2 separate regions of the Homo sapiens genome follow, and region 1 is linked to region 2. A link is a contact called in ENCODE Hi-C data. All regions are on one chromosome and are shown on one strand. The core of a region is the stretch at or near the end of the contact, and the rest is flanking DNA. Distances in the headings are between cores, read along the strand shown. Region 1 has its middle 22 kb from the start of CKAP4. Region 2 holds the start of CASC18 (cancer susceptibility 18).

The links. Hi-C counts contacts between places; a loop is a spot of excess contacts on that map. Pooled maps may share reads with other maps.
Region 1: a loop to region 2 is called in a map of endothelial cell of umbilical vein, with 12 times the contacts of the local background. The contact joins the enhancer-like site here to the promoter of CASC18 in region 2. A Hi-C loop is called at or near these places in 9 of 168 maps with a recorded cell type or tissue (A673, IMR-90, ascending aorta and 6 more), 2 of 37 single-sample maps with no recorded cell type and 29 of 50 pooled maps.

The regions. Positions count from the first base shown.
Region 1 is chr12:106,222,114-106,229,147 of GRCh38, reverse strand. No RefSeq gene overlaps it. Among named protein-coding and RNA genes, the nearest start is that of CKAP4, 22 kb to the left of the region's middle. RefSeq lists a silencer at 4,762-4,871 and an enhancer at 4,922-4,971. Within about 2 kb of position 4,892, at least 2 of the 41 ENCODE cell types and tissues checked have a DNase peak (open chromatin) inside an H3K27ac peak, as active enhancers do.
Region 2 is chr12:105,698,800-105,705,846 of GRCh38, reverse strand. It overlaps CASC18 (cancer susceptibility 18), which reads right to left and starts at 1,644. Exons shown (of 5, transcript NR_110109.1): 1 at 1,591-1,644. It overlaps LOC105369959 (a long non-coding RNA gene), which reads left to right. Exons shown (of 3, transcript XR_945309.3): 3 at 281-731. RefSeq lists an enhancer at 7,043-7,047.

The DNA of each region.
Region 1 (7,034 bases), core at 3,643-6,142, 520 kb before region 2:
ATCAGTAAATCCACTATCACTTGTTCATACAATAGACCTCAAAACGACAACAAAAAGGAAGAAATCCTAATCTCATATATCGTGGGGATGAATCTCACAACTAAAATGCTGAGTGAAAAAATAAGCTGCAGACAAAATACACAGTGTGACACTTCAGAAATTCCTTAATTCTTAAAACTAAGACATTTTACCGTGTAAAATAATACTATACATTGTAGTGAAAGTACCAAGAAATGACTAGGAGACCGAATATCCAAATTCAGATCATTTGATTTCTTAGGCTGAGTGGAGGCTACCTAAGTATTCATGATATCACTCATAATACATTTTTTCTCCTTTCAATATTTTATTATGAAAATTCAAACAGCAAAGTTGAAAGAATTGTCCAGCGGACACTCATATATCTACTACTTAGATACTATAATGAACACTTTGCTATGTTTGTGTATCACATATATATCCATCTCCCCATTTTTACAATTTTTTTGAACAGTGTCTTGCTCTGTTCAGAAAAATAAAAAAATATGGGGAGATGGTATATATATATGTGATATATATACGTCCAGGCTGCAGTGCGGTGGCCGATCTTGGCTCACTGTAGCCTCTACCTCCCCAGCTCAAGTGATTCTCCCACCGCAGCCTCCCAAGTAGTAGCCGGGACTAACAGGCGTGCACCACCACACCCGGCTAATTTTTGTGTTTTTGTAGAGACAAGTTCTTGCCTTGTTGCTCACTCTGTTCTTGAATTCCTGGACTTAAGTGATCACCTGCCTTGGCCTCCCAAAGTGCTGGGATTACAGGTGTCAGCCACCATGCCTGGCCTCCCCATATTCCTGATATCTTTTCATAGGTCAGAAATATTTTGTAATTAAACTTTTTTTTTTTAAAGGGGAAGAAACACATAGAGAAAAGCTTATACTTTTAATAGTTAAACTAGTACAGGTCAGAAAACAAATGACGCCTACATATATTACGTGAAGTGCTGCATTTACGCATGATTACTTTTCATAGTAATGATAGCTAAGTAGCCATGTGACAGGCCTTAGAAAGCTAAGGCTGAGAGAAGGCTCTAATCTAATTCTGTTGTTTTACAGATGGGGAGGCTGAGTCTCAGAGAAGTTGTTCACCCAAGCTCATACACTAACTGGCTAAGAAGACAGGGCCTAATTTCTTCTCTTATCCCCCACAATTTGTTTTGGCTCCAGGCCTAAGCACAGATGCAAAATGCTCAGAAGTAAGCGAAGAATCAGGGCAGTTGAGTTGCTGCAGGCAGCAAAACCCACTCTTGGCAGGAAGGGGTGTGGCAGCCTGGCCTTGCTGTGCAAGCCCCCGCGTGTGGCAGCGAACACTCAGGAGCAATACCTGTTGGGTAATGGGGCTGTGGGGAAATCCCGGCCTGTGTTCAAATAGCTGGTGATGTTGTGTTGAAAGAGGCATTACCAACTGGGTGTGGCTGCTGGTGTGAGGACACATCCTGTCCCACAGAGTCCTTCATGGAAACTCAGAAGGCTAGGTCTTTTTGTTTTCTTCCATTCACGGGTATGATCTTGGTTTGCACTCCAGGACGGAGTTCTCACATGGTGTGACAAGAACAGCAGGGATGGGGGAAGTCACCTGGAATCAGGACTCTGGTCCGAATGCTGGCCTGCCGGGCTGTGCTGCCTAGGATAATTCACTTTCCTTCTCTGGGCCTCCATCTGTTTTCCCATCTGAAAAGTGAGGGGAGATAAAGTAATCTTCATGTTCTCTTCCAGATCCAACTTTCCTTGACTTTAACCATTGCACAAGAGTCTTTTGGAGCCTCGGGTGGGCAGGAGGAGGCCTAAGGGAAAAAGGACTAGACAGTGAGCAGATCTCTAGGGGCCAGGGTGGCTTCTGTCTTAACCAAGGGTCTGTTTGTAGCTCCCATGGGGGCCGGCACACACTGGGTCACAATTAATGTTTTCTCATTTATTGGGGTGAAATGGGGAATGTTGGCCGGGCCGGGCTGACATCTTGGATAACCTCATGTGAAGACTATTCACTTTCAGAAGATGCCGGGATGCACCAGTAAAAAATCCAGAGCGGCTCAAGCCCCTGAACTTTCAGCTGGGGAATAGCCCCAAATCAGCTGACTGTGGCAGTAGGAACCCAGAGAACATAATTGAAGTGAGAATTTATTGCCATCTAGTGTCAGAGTCAGGGATCACAGGAATGATTTCTTCATTTTTCGCTCTTGTTCCAGAAAGGGGATAAAATCCAATTGTACCATTAAAAATACCAGAGAAATCCACTATTTAAAAGACCTATGTGTGTATTTCTCTGTGACATGAATGCTTTTGTAATGTGTATACTATCCTACTAATTAGCCCCTTTTGAAAACTTAGGTAATAAAGGGTTTTGTTTAATATGAATCTTTTGTTAGTAGAAGTTTAGATACCGAAAGACCTTTATCGTTCCTATGTCAAGCTAGTTAAGAAGTGCGCAGTGGCTCACGCCTGTAATCCTAGCACTTTGGGAGGTCAAGGTGGGCGGATCACGAGGTCCGGAGATCGAGACCATCCTGGCTAACACGGTGAAACCCCATCTCTACTAAAAACACAAAAAATTAGCTGGGCGTGGTGGCACGTGCCTGTCATCCCAGCTACTCGGGAGGCTGAGGCAGGAGAATCGCTTGAACCTGGGAGGCGGAGGTTGCTGTGAGCTGAGATCACAGCACTGCACTCCGGCCTGGGCAACAGAGTGAGACTCTGTTTCAAAAAGGACAAAAAAAAAAAAAAGTGCAAGTGGCGCCCTTTAAATAAGGCAAGTCAAATGTTGGATGCTTAGTCCTTCACTTAAGTAATAGTCACCCATAATTGTGTTTTGTGTTTGATGTCATGCTTTAGGTGGAACACATTTATCATCTCGCTTACCCTGACGATTATCCCAGGGAGTAAAAGTGGTTGTCTCTGATTTACTGATCAGACACTAAGAAATGGTCATTAATTTGCTCTGGGAGCACGCAGTCTGTGGTAGCAGCAGGACTCGGACTCTGTTTGTCTCTAATAAGGCCTGCTTTTTGTCTGTTAAACCATACTCCCTTTCCCATAGTAATAAAATCAGCTTCCCATAATGTCCCAGGATACAACTATGTACTTGTACTGTGTGTATAGTACTGGTGGTTAAGACACTGGGTTCTGGCCAGGTGCAGTGGCTTGTGCCTGTAATCCCAGCACTTTGGGAGGACAAGGCAGGCAGATTGCTTGAGCCCAGGAGTTCGAGACCAGCCTGGGCAACATGGCGGAAAACCCCATGTCTACAAAAAATATAAAAATTAGCCGGGTGTGGTGATGCATGTCTGTAGACCCAGCTATTCAGGAGGCTGAGGTGGGAGGATTGCTTGAGCCTGGGAAGTCAAGGCTGCAGTGACCCATGACGGCAGCACTGCCCTCTAGCCCAAGTGAGACCCTGTCTCAAAAAAAAAAAAAAAAAAAAAGATAAGAAATTGGATAAGTTGAGTTTTTGAGCCTTACTATTTGAGTTCCCAGCCATGGCATATTCTATCTGTCTGACATCGGGACAGTTACTTAAGTGCTCCGTGCCTCAGTCTCCCCACCTATAAATGCAAATGATGCTAATGATAGTGCCTACTTCATAGGGTTGTTGTGAGGCTTACTCCATCTGAGGTGCTTAGAACAGTGGCCATGACAGTGAAGTGCTCAATAAATAGTACTTAGAAATTGACTAAATGCAGGGAATTTGAAATGCCAGGCTTGTGAAATGAGCCCTTCTATTGTTGGCCTGCAAAATGTGAGTTTAGAATTTTTTTTTTGACAGGGTCTTACTCCATTGCCCAGGCTGGAGTGCAGTGGCATGATCATAGCTCACTTGCAGCCTTGACCCTCCGGGCTCAAGCGATCCTCCCGCTTAATCCTCTCTTGTAGCTGGAACCACAGGTGCACACCGCTACACCTGGCTCGTGTTTTGATCTTTTCATAGAGACAGGGGTCTCACTATGTTGCCTAGGCTGGTATCAAACTCCTCAGATCAAGTAATCCTTGCACCTCGGCCTGCTGAAGTGTTGGGATTACAGGCATGAGCCACTGTGCCCCGTTGAGTTTGGAATTTTGATTATGAGTGCCTTCAGGTGGGCCTGTGTTTGATTGTGAGTGCCTTCAAGTGGGCCTGTGTTTGATTGTGAGTGCCTTCAGGTGGGCCTGTGTTTGATTGTGAGTGCCTTCAGGTGGGCCTGTGTTTGATTGTGAGTGCCTTCAGGTGGGCCTGTGTTTGATTGTGAGTGCCTTCAGGTGGGCCTGTGTTTGATTGTGAGGTCTTCAGGTGGGCCTGTGGCCTCTAGATTCTCACATTTCCCACCACTCACTTGTGTCTGCTTCTCCATTCATTTAGGCCTCCTGTCTGGCTCCTGGAAGCATTTGGTGTTTTGATCCTTGCAGTGAGTGAGATGAATTACATGGACATTGTCAACCTGATGGAAACTTTGGGCTCTTTGTCGACCTCTTTTAAGGGCTGTGACTTCATGGCTTTGTACATCAAAGAAGATCTTTGGGTTTTCTTGTGCAATTTGGCTTCTCCTGCCGAGAACAGAGGCTCTTCTAGCCAAGAACTAAAGCCCACCATGGCAGTCCCTCCCCAGATTCTTCTGCAGATGGCTACTTTCCTCCTAGCCTTCACGGGAAGGAACCGGGGCTTGCTGAGGTAAGGAGGGGCACAGGAGAGAGGGAGTAAAATCTGCAGAGAGGCAGCCCACACACTCAACCCCTAGAGCCCCTCTGCAGAGAAAGTCTATGCTGAGGAGATGTCAGAGCCACAGGACAGTCCTGAAAATCAGGTGCCACTCAGAGGCAATTGCCATCCACTACCAGAAGAGGGCACTGTAGTGCAGCGGCCCGGGAGGGAGCAGCTGCAGCCGATGAAGGTTCTAGGCCAGACTGCATGGAAGTAGCTGGGACCTGCCGTTAAGAAGCTTGGCCCAATTTTTCCTGATGGCCCCTTCTAGCTCTGACATTCTGCAATCCCATCAGGAGAGAACTGGAATGAATCAGCCAAGAATTCCAAGTGGGTTATAGAAGGAAGAAACCAGAAGCAAGGGCTGGGGGAGGAGGTGGGTGTGGCTGGAAAGTTTCTTTTGTTGGGGGCTAAAATCTGTCTAAGTGAATCCAGCAGGAGGAAAAAAAAGCCTTAAAACAGCTCCCCTGGGGTCACATGCTCAGGTTGGGCAGCCTGTCAAACCACCCCAAGTCGACTGGAATCCAACATGACATTATAGCTCACTCCTGCCCTTGTTGGAGGAGTGCTTAATCCCAAAGAAACAATTAAAGTTACAGATAGCACACACTGGTGGTTTGCCCATCTCTGCATTTTGTAAAAGCAGAGCCTATTTTCTTTCTTGATGGAACTGCCTTCCAGAAATGGCTTGCTGCAGAGTCTGTGGTGGCCTTGGGTGCTCCTTGGCAGAGATGAAAAGTGAAGTCAGCAGGCGAACCCTTTCTGGCTTGGCTCAGGCGGCCACCGAACATGCCTTGTTATGCTTCAGAAACCCCATTGGCAGTCCCCTCACCTCCCAGCCTCTGACTCTGGGCAGAGTCTCTTTCCATTGGAGTCATTTCAGTGGGTGCTCTGGAAGACTAAGGGCTTGTCATTAAGAGACAAATGGGTATTTTCGATGGTTCTGGGTATTTGTTTCTCCACTGGCCTCTGATCCTGCCAGAATCACCTAGCACCACAAAGCCAGCACCAGAAGTGTGAGCGCTGGATAGGGTGGGTGAGACTTGTTCAGGGCCCTCCTACCTCACTTCCCATTTTCCAGACTATTCCTGCATCCGTGGCTGTGGCCCTCTTACCCGCTGTCCTGGTATTACCCTTGGACTTGTTTCTGGAGCTGGTGGGGGCAGGATAGCCTCGTGGCTAGAAACTTAGGCTCTGCAGCTAGACCACCTGGGTGTGTGACTTGGGGCAAAGCACTTAAACTTATTGCCTCAGTTCCTCACCTGGAAAATGAGGTGATTATAATAGTACCTACCTCATAGAGTATTCGTGAGAAGTAAATCTATAAAGTGCTTACAGCATTATTATCAGGTACCTAACAAAGATTTGTTGAATATATACATGCATGTCTATATTACACAGATTGATGTATCCTGATAAAAAAAAATCTCAGAAGAAAATACATAAAAAAAAAATCTCTTGCTTTCTGTTTCTGGCCAGGTAGAGTAACAGGGACTGGATTTATCAACCTGTCTGAAACAACTAAATCATAAGCACATAATAAGTGCTCATTAAATGTTTACCATTATTATTTTCATGCTTTAACTCATCCCTCACAAGTGTGTGAAGCAGGTTGTATTATTAGTTCCATTTACAGCTGAGGAAATTGAGTTTCATATGGCTTATGTGACTTGACCAGGTCACTTAGTAAGAGGCAGAGTCAAGATGCAGACATTCCAGAGGCTATGTACTTTTTATTTTTGAGACAGAGTCTCACTCTGTCACCCAGGCTGGAGTGCAGTAGTGCGATCTTGGCTCACGGCAACCTCTGCCTCCTGGGTTCAAGTGATTCTCCTGCCTCAGCCTCCCGAGTAGGTGGAATTACAGGCATGTGCCACCACGCCCAGCTAATTTTTGTATTTTTAGTAGAGATGGGGTTTCACCATGTTGGGCAGGCTGGTCTTAAACTCCTGACTTCAGGTGATCCGCCTGCCTCAGCCTCCCAAAGTGCTGGGATTACAGGCGAGAGCCACCGTGCCTGGCCCAGAGACTGTGCTCTGAACCACTGTGCTATCATGCCCAAGCATGTAGCTAAGGGTTCAGTGATATTTGTTGAATGAATGGCCCCAACCACCCAGAAGGAGATACTCTCGATCCTCTTCCTCCTCTCCTGTCTCTTCAACCTCTCCTTTCCTGGCTTTATCCAGTCCAGTCTTAAACATGTTTGCCTCTCTCCTATTCATGAAAACAAAAAAGCAAAAAAACAAAAAAAACAACAAAAAAAGAAAAGCTCCAGTGCCATCTCACCCCTTACCTTCCCTCCACAGACAAACCTTCCAAGGAGTCAC
Region 2 (7,047 bases), core at 395-2,894:
ATTCAAGACTTTGGAAGGATATAAGGATCTGTTGAAACACTGTATCACCACAATTCAAAGTATCACTTTTCCGGATGAATAACGCCTAGTATTTGATAGCACAAAACGAGGACTGTAGTCAATAATAATTTAATTGTACATTTTTTTAAATGCCCAAATTATTTAAATTTCAGAAAGAGATGGGCCCTTCAGGGAGAGGAAGGCTCGGCTGTCTTAATCTCTGGGAGCCCTGTAGAAGAATGAGAAGACAAACAGCTGACTTTTTTCTAATTTTTAACAGCTACTTGTGGACCAAGGTGACACTTAGGAATCCCAAGAAGCTCCAGCCATAAAGGGAGTCGGTATCCTTCCTCCAATTGTAAACCCCAGCACTCCCACTGAACACACTGGCCATGCCAAAAGTTCACACATCGGCCACGCAAAGAGCTCAAAGAGATCCATTCAGTACCTGGGAAGGCACGATCACTACGGGGAGAATCAGAAACCACGCGATCGCCAGGTGGCCTTCAAAGAAGCCTCCTCCCAGAAGGTCCAGAATCCCATCCAGAGACATTTCTGTCACTCTTCTCAAGCCACCTCATCATCTCTCTCTGCAGTTGAACTGCTGATGTTTCTGAGATTGTGGGTTTGTTCAAAATGAAGCTTGGCAGAATCATAATTTATAGGCTAATATTTTGTAAGTAGAGACAATTCATGACTTAGAATCTTATGAATAAATTGCTCCTGTTTTATTGCTCTGTGTGTGTGTGTGTGTGGGTGTGGGTGTGGGTGTGGGTGTGTGTGCATATAACTTTTCTTTTTCCACGTTTACCTCTTGAGTGGGCCCATTAAACTGAGAAGTACTGCGTGAGGTCTTGAGATAGCACAAGCCTTCGCCACCCCTGTAAAGGTGTGACGTGTGTCTAGGCAAAACCCTGGCAGGTCTCCAGGCGGTCCTTCTGAGTTAGGGCTCTGAACACTCTCTCTTAAAGCCCTGAGCTATGAACACAGCTTTGAACGGGACAGAGAAAGACCAAGTCAGAGGGGGAGCAGCTGTGTCTTTCTCCTCTCTGCTTCATTATAGACAAAATTGACCTCTGGGCCAAGTCTCATTAACTAATTGAAGAGTTCATAGTCACACAGTGTTTCTCAAAACGAGATTCAGAGAACACGAGCATCAGAAACACCTGAAGTGTTTGTTGGAATTGCAGCTACCTGGGCCCCATTTGGTGCCTGTTGAATCAGAATCTGTGGTATAAGAACCTAAGATCTGCATTTCCAATACACTTATAAGTTGAGTGTCAAGCACAGTAAAGTTTGGGCAGCCCGTCCCTTAATCTTTTCACATCCCGTCAGATTACAGATTTATATTTTAACAAAAGCCTTTATTTCCATAAGCCAACAGGGGAACTTCAGATACTGCTGTGGGGCAGCAGGGGAGATGTTGTTAAGCAAAGGGAGAAGGGCTTCCAGCGCCTCTTGATTTTTTCTGCAGAGGTAGCTGCACATGCAGCTGGTCAGAGTTTACCTTCTATGTCCTACCCCTGTGAATGCACCCCAGAGCTGGAGCACGCATTGAGGTCAGGGGGGCGCCTACCTGGAAGGACCTACCTGGAAACTGGATATCCAGTGAGGAGAGGAGAAGGGGCTGTCAGAAAATCAGCTCACCTCTAGACGGCGGCAACTCAGATAAGAGGAGCTTGTACTTCCGGTCTCTCCTCCCTCATCCCTTTCTGGTTGGGAAATTTTGTTCAAGCTACCGCTGTATGCTTCTGTTTTCTCTGAAGAAAATGGAGACTAATATTTATGCCTGCCTCAATAAATACATTTTTATTATAATTAATTTTGAAAGGTCCTGAGATTGGTAGGAAGATCACGTCCTCAGAGGCAGGTGTTGTGAACAGTGGATATGAAGTTGCATGGAAAATCTTCCACATGCTCAGTCCATCCCCAAGGGAAAAGGAATGTCTGGTGGGAAGTGAAGAGCTCTGAGCCCCTGCCTTCTCTGCTGCAGCACCCACCATCTTCCTCTTCTATTCCAGCCATGCGAGGCTTTTTTCTATTCCTTGAACCCAACAAACATTGCTCGTCTTCAGCCAGGATTGGGAAGCACTGCTCAATCCACTGCTGTATATAAATCTAGCTCACGGGTTGGGACTTTTCAGGCAGGGAAAGGCTCATTAGGAAACTGAGGCTGATTTTGGATGTTTCCAGGTCAGGAAGGTTGTATGTGTAGGTTTTCTTCTGCATTGGGCACAGAACATTGGATGGTCATTCTCATTCCCATCTTTGGCAAGGGCTGGGATGAAGTATGTGCTGGTGGTTCCTGAGCTGCCTAGCAGAGACGTGGGCTTGGGGAGGAGGACATTTTCTTTCCAGCAGGTGCTCGAGAGGACTCAAAGAGGTGATGAATGGAGCAAACAGAGCCTGGACTCCATCCAGGTAGACAGGGCTTATACCCAAATCTGTCACTTACTAGTTGTATGATCTTGGTTAAGCCTTAGTTTCCTCCTCTATAAAATGACTCTAAATAGTAACACCTACCTCAGAGTTGTTATGAAGATTAACAGACATAAGGTGTGTAAACCAATTACACTGTGTCTAGTACACATGACTGCCCTGTTCATACTAACTATGGTGATTTGATGTTTGGGAGCCACGCTTTTTAGTCTTTAAGGTCTGTGTAATCTCGCTGTCTTGTTTTATTTTATATTTCCCCATTTATTCTCTATTCTCGCTCCTGTTTCCTCCCATTTCCCTCTCCTGTCTTCCTTCCTGGGATTTCTTATATGTCCTTAGATTATCTCCAAAAAACACAGAACTTGGTTTTGTGTGTATATTAAAGTTTAATATCCTTAAGTAGTAACGTGCTATAAATCGTTTACCACCTTTTGCACTCAACACTAAGATTTTTAGAGGTATCCATATTATGGTTTGCCAGTGGTTCTCAACTTCACTATGAAACAGAATCACTTGGGAGCTTTTGAAAAATTTCAATACCTGGACCTCCATTCCAGTTATTCTGATTTAATTTGTCTAGGGTGCGGGCCAAGCCTCAGGTCATTCTAAAGTGCAGCCAGGATTGAGAAGCACTGCTCAATCCACTGCTGTATATAAATCTAGCTCACAGGTTGGGACTTCTCAGGCAGGGAAAAGCCCGGGGTTCACCTTTTTCTGCCTCACCAAGTCTCTGCAGTAAAATCAGGTGATGACGACCCTAAGGACAGCGTTAAAAGGAAAAAGAAGAGAGGAGAAGGCAACTTGCAGCCTAAGGCATATGTAAGAAAGAGCAGAAATCAGAACTCCTACTCTGCCCTATTTGTCAGAGTCATGTTATTGATTCATCTGTTCGTCCATTTAATCACCCAGGATTTACTGAGCTCCTCAGACATTCTGCTAGGTGCAGGGAATACAGCAGTGAACAGGGTAGACAGTCTCAACACTCAGTGGCTTTCATACCTGTTAAAATAAAGCTTCTCAGGCCTCATGTCGAGAGCTTCTGACCCAGTAGGTACAGGGCTTGGCTCAGGAGTCTACATCTTGAAAAAGTGCAGCAGGTGATACCAATGCCTATGATCCTGGGAATCTTTTGTAGAAAATTGGTCTAGCCAATTTATGAGTCAGGTTGTTTTTAAGCATGCTTGATAAATTTAGCCCATTTCTCCCTTTTAGAATTTTTTTTGAAACAGCAGAACCCCTATTTACTATGTGTCTTCAGCAGCAACTACAGCCTTAGAACTCTCTTCCTCTGACTAGACATTCCTATACATGATACCACCAACAATTAATTCATTGTTGCTGGTGCACCCACATTATACAGTTGCTATAGAGTCATGGTCACATTTAAGCCCTACCAAAACTCTGCGAGGTAGGTCTCATCCTTCATATGAGAAAACTGAGGCTCATGTTGGTTAAGTGATTTTCCCAAGATTATACCTCCAGGAATTAACCACATGTCCCTCTGCTTCAAGACCTGGGCTTCTCGCCACCATATTGCATGAGGCTCCCTAGAAGGCCAGGACAGTCTTCACTCATCCTGTTATCTCTTGGAATACCCAACTACACTAACAGATGGCTATTCCAATCACAATCACTGAACCAGTTATTAGCTGGATGCTACATTCTTTCCATACACAAAGTATACAGAGGAATCCCTCTCATCTGGAGTTAACTGGCACTAGTAGCTGGTTGGCTCATTGGAAAAACGTAGCTCAATCTGGGAATCATTAAAAGGTGATGTATGTATACAGTAAGTATTTTATTTTAACCTGAAATATATAAATGTATATTCATGAGCCAGACCTCTAATGTGGAGCCAAAGGGTTTTTTAATTTTTTTCCACTTTAAGTTCTCTGATTGGAGTTTCAGTACTCTTTCTAACATAACCTATACCGATAATATATATTCTAGAACTTCTAATGTTTATTTTCTTAAAGTAGAGTAAAACATATTTGTACCTTCTAAATAAGCTAAGTACAAAATCCTATTAAAATACATAATTCAGGAATATATTAAAATTTTAAATATACAGATAAGTTGATAAAATGGCAAAATAAACACCAAATACCCACTGCCTAAATTAAACAACTGTTAACATTTTGTCGTATTTACCTTATTTCTCATGCTATTTTTAGAGCTGCATCTACATCCATTCATCTATCATCCATCTATACATTGTTTTTTTGCTAAATATTTGAAAATAAGTTGCAGATATCATGACACTTCACCCATAAATATGTCAGCAGGTACCTCCTGAGTATAAGAACACGCCTCTATATCATTTTCACACCCTGAAAAATAATGGTAACTTTAAAATAACATCTGATATTGAGCATTCAAATTTCCCCAACCGTCACAAGACTGTCTTTTAGAGGTGATTTTTTTCTCAATCAAGATTCAGTCTTGGTTCATGCATTGCATTTGATGTTATATTTTTTTGGCCCGCCATTTTTTTTTTTGACAGTGACTTTTGGAAGAGTTCAGACCATTTTGTAATATTCTGGATTGAACTGTTTTCTCATGGTACATGTTTCTCTTTACCCTGTGATATAGTTTGGATATCTGTCCCTTCAAAATCTCATGTCAACATTTGATCCCCAACACTGGAGGTGGAACCTAGTAAGAGGTGTTTGTGTCATGGAGGTGGATCCCTTATGTATAACTTGGTGCTGTCATTGCAGTAATGAGTGAGTTCTCACTATATTAGTTCTCATGAGATCTGATTGTTAAAAAGAGTCTGTCACCTCTTCCCTCTTCTAATCTTGGCAGAAGGTGCAGAGGGAGCTTGTCACATGGCTCCCTCTCTTGTTATGTGACATGCCTGCTCCCTCTGCACCTTCTGCCATGACTAGAAGATTCCTGAAGCCCTCACCAGAATCAGTTGCTGGCACCATGCTTCTTATATAGCCTGCAGAACTGTGAGCCAAATAAACCTCTTTTCTTTATAAACTACCCAGCCTCGGGTATTCCTTTATAGCAACACAATGGTCTAAGACACCCTGAATTCACTGTAAACTGGATTAAGGTTATAAGCTTCAGTAGATTCAGCTTGAATATTTAGGACAGAATTCTTCACTGGGAATGCTGTGTACTTCATATGGCATTACATCTTCTGCAGGTATTTCTGGCAAATAAATATAAGCATTTATCTTAAGTACGTACTTGGAAATGAAATTTCTGAGTCATAGCATATACAAATGTAGTTTTTTCAAGTGGTCATATCAGTTTTCACCCTTCAAATTCATCCTACAAACAGAGTTCCAGTGGCTCCACATCTTCACCAACATTTGAAATTGTCAGTCTAATAAGTTTGTAATGGTATTGGATTATGATTTCAATTTGTCTTTCCCTGATGACCTCGAGCTTATTGTGTGCTTATGGTTTAATTAGATGTAAAGTGCTTAATTATTTTGCTCAGTTTTAAACTGGCATGTCTATCTTTTTAAATAAGTGATTTGTAAGATTAAACATGAGTCTGATTGTTGGTTATATATACTTAAAACATCTCCAACTAGGTGGTTTGCATTTTCACACGCCAAATAGTGCCCTTTAATGAACATAATTCCTAATTTTAATATACCCAAATTTATGAATGAATTCCATTTTGTTTAGTGGTTTCATATCCTGTTTCAGAAATCTTTGCCCACCCCAGTTATCATGAAGATATGTTATCTTATAAAAACTATTTTTTTCTTACACATTGAGATTCAAAATCCATCTAGAATTAGTTTTTTTGAATATGATGTAGACAGGAGTCAATATTATTTTTTCCATGTGACCAAAACATTTTATTAAGGAGAGTACCCACTTTCCAGGGCTTTACTATATTCCCTTTGTCATAAATCATGTGTTCATATATGTGTGAGTCTCTATCTGTATTTTATTTTGCTCCATTGGTTTGTCTATTTTTATGTCAAGAATGTCATGCTGTTTTAATTACTGTAGCTATAAAACTCTTAACATCCAGCAGTATATGAGGTCTAAACTTGTTCTTCCTCCTCAAGATTGCCTTGGTTGTTGGGGGAGGAGTTTGCATTTCCGTATAAATTTTCTAAAGCAACTTGATAATTTCCAATAAAAGCTACTGGATTTTTATTAAGATTGCATTGAAACTAGCTCATTTTGAGGAGAAGCCATAGTTTCTCTCTGTATTTATTTAGGTCTTGTTTAATTTCTCTTTATAATGTTTTGTAGTTTTGCTTAATTCACTATTGATTTTAATATGTCAGATTACTTGAAATTTTCTAGGTACACAATCATTACATATATGAATAACAATAATTGCTTCTTTTTGTATTTTTATGCATTTTATTCCTTTTTCTTGCCTTTATAGCACATGCTGGGCCCTCCAATACAATGCTGAATAGTGAATAGATCAGTAGTATTTCTTCTTCAACCCCAATCTTGGGAAGAAACTGTTCAATATTTTACCATTGAATATAGAGTTTTCAGTAGATTTCTTTTATAGGTATTTATCAAATTAAGGAAGTTCCCTCTATTTTAGTTTGCTATGAATCTTCTTAAGTTCTGAACTGGTATTAAATGTTATCAAATATTTTTCTACATCTG